Linked DNA regions of Homo sapiens: region 2 is linked to region 1. A link is an interaction called in ENCODE POLR2A ChIA-PET data of the cell type or tissue named here. Cell type or tissue: Caco-2. All regions are shown on one strand.

Evidence for each region. Peaks named below come from ENCODE experiments on the same cell type or tissue, not always from the same donor. Only the 100,000 strongest peaks of a DNase experiment are listed, where the experiment ranks them.
Region 2: POLR2A ChIA-PET joins it to region 1 with 19 read pairs; 6 of 35 experiments call an interaction of 5 or more read pairs at or near these places.

Annotation. Positions count from the first base shown.
Region 1 is chrX:20,360,518-20,363,017 of GRCh38, forward strand. No RefSeq gene overlaps it. Among named protein-coding and RNA genes, the nearest start is that of RPS6KA3, 95 kb to the left of the region's middle. In Caco-2, no CTCF peak of the experiment used is centred here; DNase peaks (open chromatin) are centred at 1,484, 1,984 and 2,304; H3K4me3 peaks cover 1,207 bases.
Region 2 is chrX:20,133,837-20,136,336 of GRCh38, forward strand. EIF1AX (eukaryotic translation initiation factor 1A X-linked) reads right to left here. Exons shown (of 7, transcript NM_001412.4): 3 at 1,902-2,005; 4 at 121-171. It also overlaps SCARNA9L. Among named protein-coding and RNA genes, the nearest start is that of EIF1AX-AS1, 4.9 kb to the right of the region's middle. In Caco-2, no CTCF peak of the experiment used is centred here; no DNase peak of the experiment used is centred here.

The sequences.
Region 1 (2,500 bases):
TATTTTTATGAAATCCAATCTGGAATGATCCTTTGGGGTCTTGAAAGATGTAATTCACGTCTTAGAACCTGGCTTTGGAAAAATATTTTGGCTTGGCATAGTAGATATTTTGTTTTTAATCTGACAAAGCTTTTCAACTCTCTTTACTAGTTTTCTTTTCAATTTGTTAGAATCCTTTAACTAAAAGAATAATGAATTTTTTTTTCCAAGAAGGCAGGAGGTACTCTGAATATTTTAAAAATCCATTTCCTAGAAACGAAAATTTTTGTTTTTCCTATTGCTGAGGATAGCGCAATTAAATTAGAGACACTCTTGTGGCATTATGAGTAGTTTTCTGAATTTTTCCTTCCCTTTTTGATATGTCAGACCTGTAAAGCATAAATTATAATTTGAGATTCAAATTTTGTTGTTTTAGTTCACTTCAAGTAACACCTTGCTGTTAATTTCTACCGATTTCTACTCAAACAGATTGCAAATTGTTTAGAATTGTTACCAGTACAAATTGTTTAGAATTGTTTCCACAGAGTAGGGAGGTTGTAAAATGTTAATTGAGCGGAAGAATTTGATCTTTGCAGATTAGTGGGTCTTTGTTATCTCGGAAAGCGGGATTTAAAAAAAATCCTCAACCTTACATATTATCCCCTGAAAATGCCAAACAAAAATAGTAGTTGTAGCTGCTTTAGTATATGCAAGTAAACATTTGTTCAGGTGAGAAAGGAATGTGTTATCTAAGGCAAGGGGGAGACCGCTATCACTTGACAGGGGAGGAATTTTAACTGAAAGGGCACTTTCTAAATTTCCAGATGAGCCCACAGAAATGACAGACATTGAAGACTCACAGACTTTTGTGAACAGAATTTTTGTGGCAAAACATGGAAAACAGAGAAAGCATGTCATGTTTTATCCATGTGCTCGGTTGTGCCAATATTGGCTGAATGTTGCACAACAGCCCGGTAGCTGCACTTACCGCAGCTGTCGTTTAAGGAATGTGGCAGATTTGCTAGACTTAAAAATTGTTCCAGCAAAAATTCCATTTTTACTTTAGGAATTTTACTTAGGAATTGGGGAGAAAGCTCAGAAAAATGCAGAGTTGGATGCTTGCTGCCATTTACTTGTCCAGTCTCATCTGTCTTCCCTGATATTTGGGCTAGGGGCAGGCACAGCTGGGGCGGAGTCTCAATGGGCTGGACAGGGTTGGGGAGAGGGAGAAACTGTCTTTTATCCAGGGTGGCAGTGTGTGAAGCTGCTGGGCAAATAACAAGAATCAACTTGGTTGGAGTTGGGGAGGAAGCTGCTCACCCCAAAACAAGGCAAAGTCCAGAAACAAGTGCCTTGCAAGGACTTCTGAAGCCAGGGGCAAAAAAAAAAAAAAAAAAAAAAAGCCTGCAAGGATTTTGAAGCCTGGTGCTTTCTCTATGCAGTTTCTCTGCAAGCTCTCATGGGCACTGCTGCATCTGAGTCTCCTTTCTCTCCCGTTCTTCCCAGCTCCCTTTCACCAGTTGACCCGGTGTGGAACTCTGAAAATCTAAGAGCTCACCCATCTGGAATGTTAAGAGGCAGCATCTAGATAAAAGGGACTTGGATTACGCAAGAGAAACAGGGCTGCTTTTTCCTTGTCATTTTTTCTTTCTATCTATTTGGGTTTTTAAAAATTGTTATAAAATATGCATAACATAAAATTTACCATTTACATGTTTGAGTGTTCAGTCCAGCGCACACTCAAATACAGTTAAATACATTCCCACTCATGTGCACCCACCACTGTGCATCTATCTCCAGAGAGAGCTTTGTCACCTTCCCAAACAGAAACTCTGTACCCATTAAACACCAACTCCCACTTCCCCGCTTCCCTGCTTCCCCCAGGTTCTGGCAACCACTCTTCTACTTTCTTCCCTTATGAATCTGATTGTCCTAGGTGCCTCATACGCGCAGTTTCATCATTGTTGTGTGGGCATAAAAATCCCTCCTAGCGCTGTTTGCTGTGCACTTGTTGACTGAGGGCTGGCCTCTAAATGCAGACAGGACCGATGGGGGCAGATACGAGGGTGAGGGTGTCTGTATAGCTGAGCAAATGCTGAGCAGGAACACACAGCACGTTAACAATATGTACACCCACACGCATGCTGCTGGGAATGAGTGAAGAGGAAGCTGCCATGTTAGAATGGAGTTTGGGCCGGAGAGTCTCTGCATTTGTTACTCACTGGTGGACGGAGGAAGCTGAATTCTAAAAGCCGTTTAATGAAGGAATGGTGAGGGCTGGGCAAACATGATTAGTCACAGAGCTCCAGGCCTAGGTTATTTATTCTCTAGAGAAGCCCAGGGCTTGTGAGTGGGATGAATTGCTGACTGGCAAGCTGAGTAAATTTGACCAAGAGGCCTAAACTGAGGGGGAAACTGGTCTCTTTATGAGCTCTATTGACACTGAATAGAAATATGGGCTCCATTCCAATTTGTTTCCTAGCAAAATAAATACATAAATATCAAGAGAACTTCCTTGTTT
Region 2 (2,500 bases), 230 kb before region 1:
TTGATTTAAACATAAATCCCTGGGATACCTAGCACAATGCCTGAAACAAAACTGGCTCTTAAGAAATGGCTCATCAAATTCAAGCCAGTAAAATAGGAAAAATTTACATGTAAATTTTACCTGGTAGTCTCGGAGACCAACCAAAATAATGTCCGAGGTATTTATCCAAACCTACAAAAGAAAAGTCACTGCCCGTCACATTTAAAATAACGAAGAATCAAGAAATTCCAGAGTAACAATCAATTAGTTTAGAAATTAAGAGATTTTAGGCCAGGAGCGGTGGCTCATGCCTGTAATCCCAGCACTCTGGGAGGCCAAGGTGGGCGGATCACCTGAGGTCAGGAGTTCGAGACCATCCTGGCCAACATGGCAAAAACCCGTCTCTACTAAAAAATACAAAAATTAGCTGGGCGTGGTGGCATGCCCTTGTAGTCCCAGCTACTCGGGAGGCTGAGGCTGGAGAATCACTTGAACCTGGGAGACGGAGGTTGCAGTGAGCCAAGACTGCGCTACTGCACTCCAGCCTGGGCAACAGAGTGAGACTCCGTCTCAAAAAAACAAATAAATAAACTTCTTTAAAAGAAAAAAAAAAAGAAAAGAAATTAAGAGATTTTAGTTTGGGCTGGCATTGTGGCTCACGCCTATAATCCCAGCACTTTGGGAGGCCGAGGCCGGCGGGTCACTTGAGGTCAGGAGTTCAAGACCAGCCTGGCCAAAATGGTAAAACCTTGTCTTTACTAAAAATACAAAAATTAGCGAGGCGTGGTGGCGCATGCCTATAATCCCAGCTACTCAGGAGGCTGAGGCTGGAGAAACACTTGAATCTGGGAGGCGGAGATTGCACTGAGCCAAGATTGTGCCACTGCACTCCAGCCTGGATGACAGAGTGAGACTCTGTCTCAAAAAAAAAAGAAAGAAAAAGAAAAAAAGATTTTAGTTTGGGAATAGAAGGATTAACATACCAAATTAAAAAAAATAAATACAAAATCAGAGTTGGGACTTTTAGTCAACCTGATTAATAAATCTGCCTGAATAACTACTGTGATGGTGAATTAATCATTACTTTCCAAGGCAGTCCATTCACGATGACATTCAAGAGATGCAACATTAATACAATGCTTATATAACTCATATTCAAATTTTCTGAATGTACACTTTACAGCTATATGTCCAATTCCTAAATCAGAATCCAAACAAGGGCAACCTACTCCATTTAACTGTCAGGTCTCTTTAAGTCTCCTTGCAACTAGAATAGTACCCCAGCTTTTTTTTTTTTTTTTTTTTGAAACTTTCATGACAGTAACATTGCATTAAGAGCTGGGCCATCTGGCTGGGTACAGTGGCTCATGCCTATAATCCCAGCATTTTGGGAGGCCAAGGTGGGCTGATTGCTTGAGCTGAGGATTCGAAACCAGCCTAAGCAACATGAAGAAACCCCATCTCTACAAAAAATACAGAAATTAGCCAGGCATGGTGGCACAGGCCTGTAGCCCCTGCTACACGGGAGGCTGAAGTGGGAGGATCACTTGAACCAATGAGGGTGAGGTTACAGTGAGCCCAGATCATGCCACTACTCTACAGGCTGGGTGATAAGAGTGAGACCCTGTATCAAAAAAAAGACAAGGAAAAAAAAAACTGGGCCGTTTGTTTTTGCAGAATGTCTCTCAATTTGGACTTTTTGGGCAGGAATACAATACAAGTGATACAAATGCTTCTTTAACATTAGAACCTGTATAAAATTACCATTACAGACCTTGCTATTTTACTTATAGGTAAATCACTGTTTACCAAGGTAAGTCTTTTGGGAATTTCCAAAAATGAAGTCCATGGACAGTTAAAAACTGTAGAGGGATTTTCCCCCTTAACCAATTTTATATTAAAGTAAAACAAATCACACCTACCTTTTTTCTCAATTTTCCTCTGATGTGACATAACCTCTTTACACCATCGAAACACATTGCTTCTAGCCGTCCATTTCCCAACATTTTGATTACCTGAGCATACTCTAGCGGGGAGAAAGGAAAAGGGTATGGAATATTGTTCAACTTTTGATAACAGCAACTTAAAGTCCACATAAAACTGTCAAGAGAATAAAGTTGCACCAGTTGGGAATAAATACATATAGTAAAACTATAAACAAACATAAGGGAGTGATAAACATCAAGTTAGTTAACGGCAGAGCTAGAACTAAGACTCTATGATGACATTTCTTTCTTTCTTTCTTTTTTCTGAGCTCAGGTCAAGTGTAGAAAACTTCATAGTTACAAAGGTCAGTCGTAAAACCTTTACATCATTGCCCAGAAATGATTAGGCTTTCATAGACATACATATGCACCCCCTCACCCCCAATCTCATTCATTCCTACAACTGCTACCTTTATAAACACGTGTGCGTGCACACACACACACACCCCCCACACACACACCAGACATATGCCCTTATTGTTTTACATTGTTTTATAGTTCTGCTTCTCAGAACTGTAGAGATCATGCATCAGGTA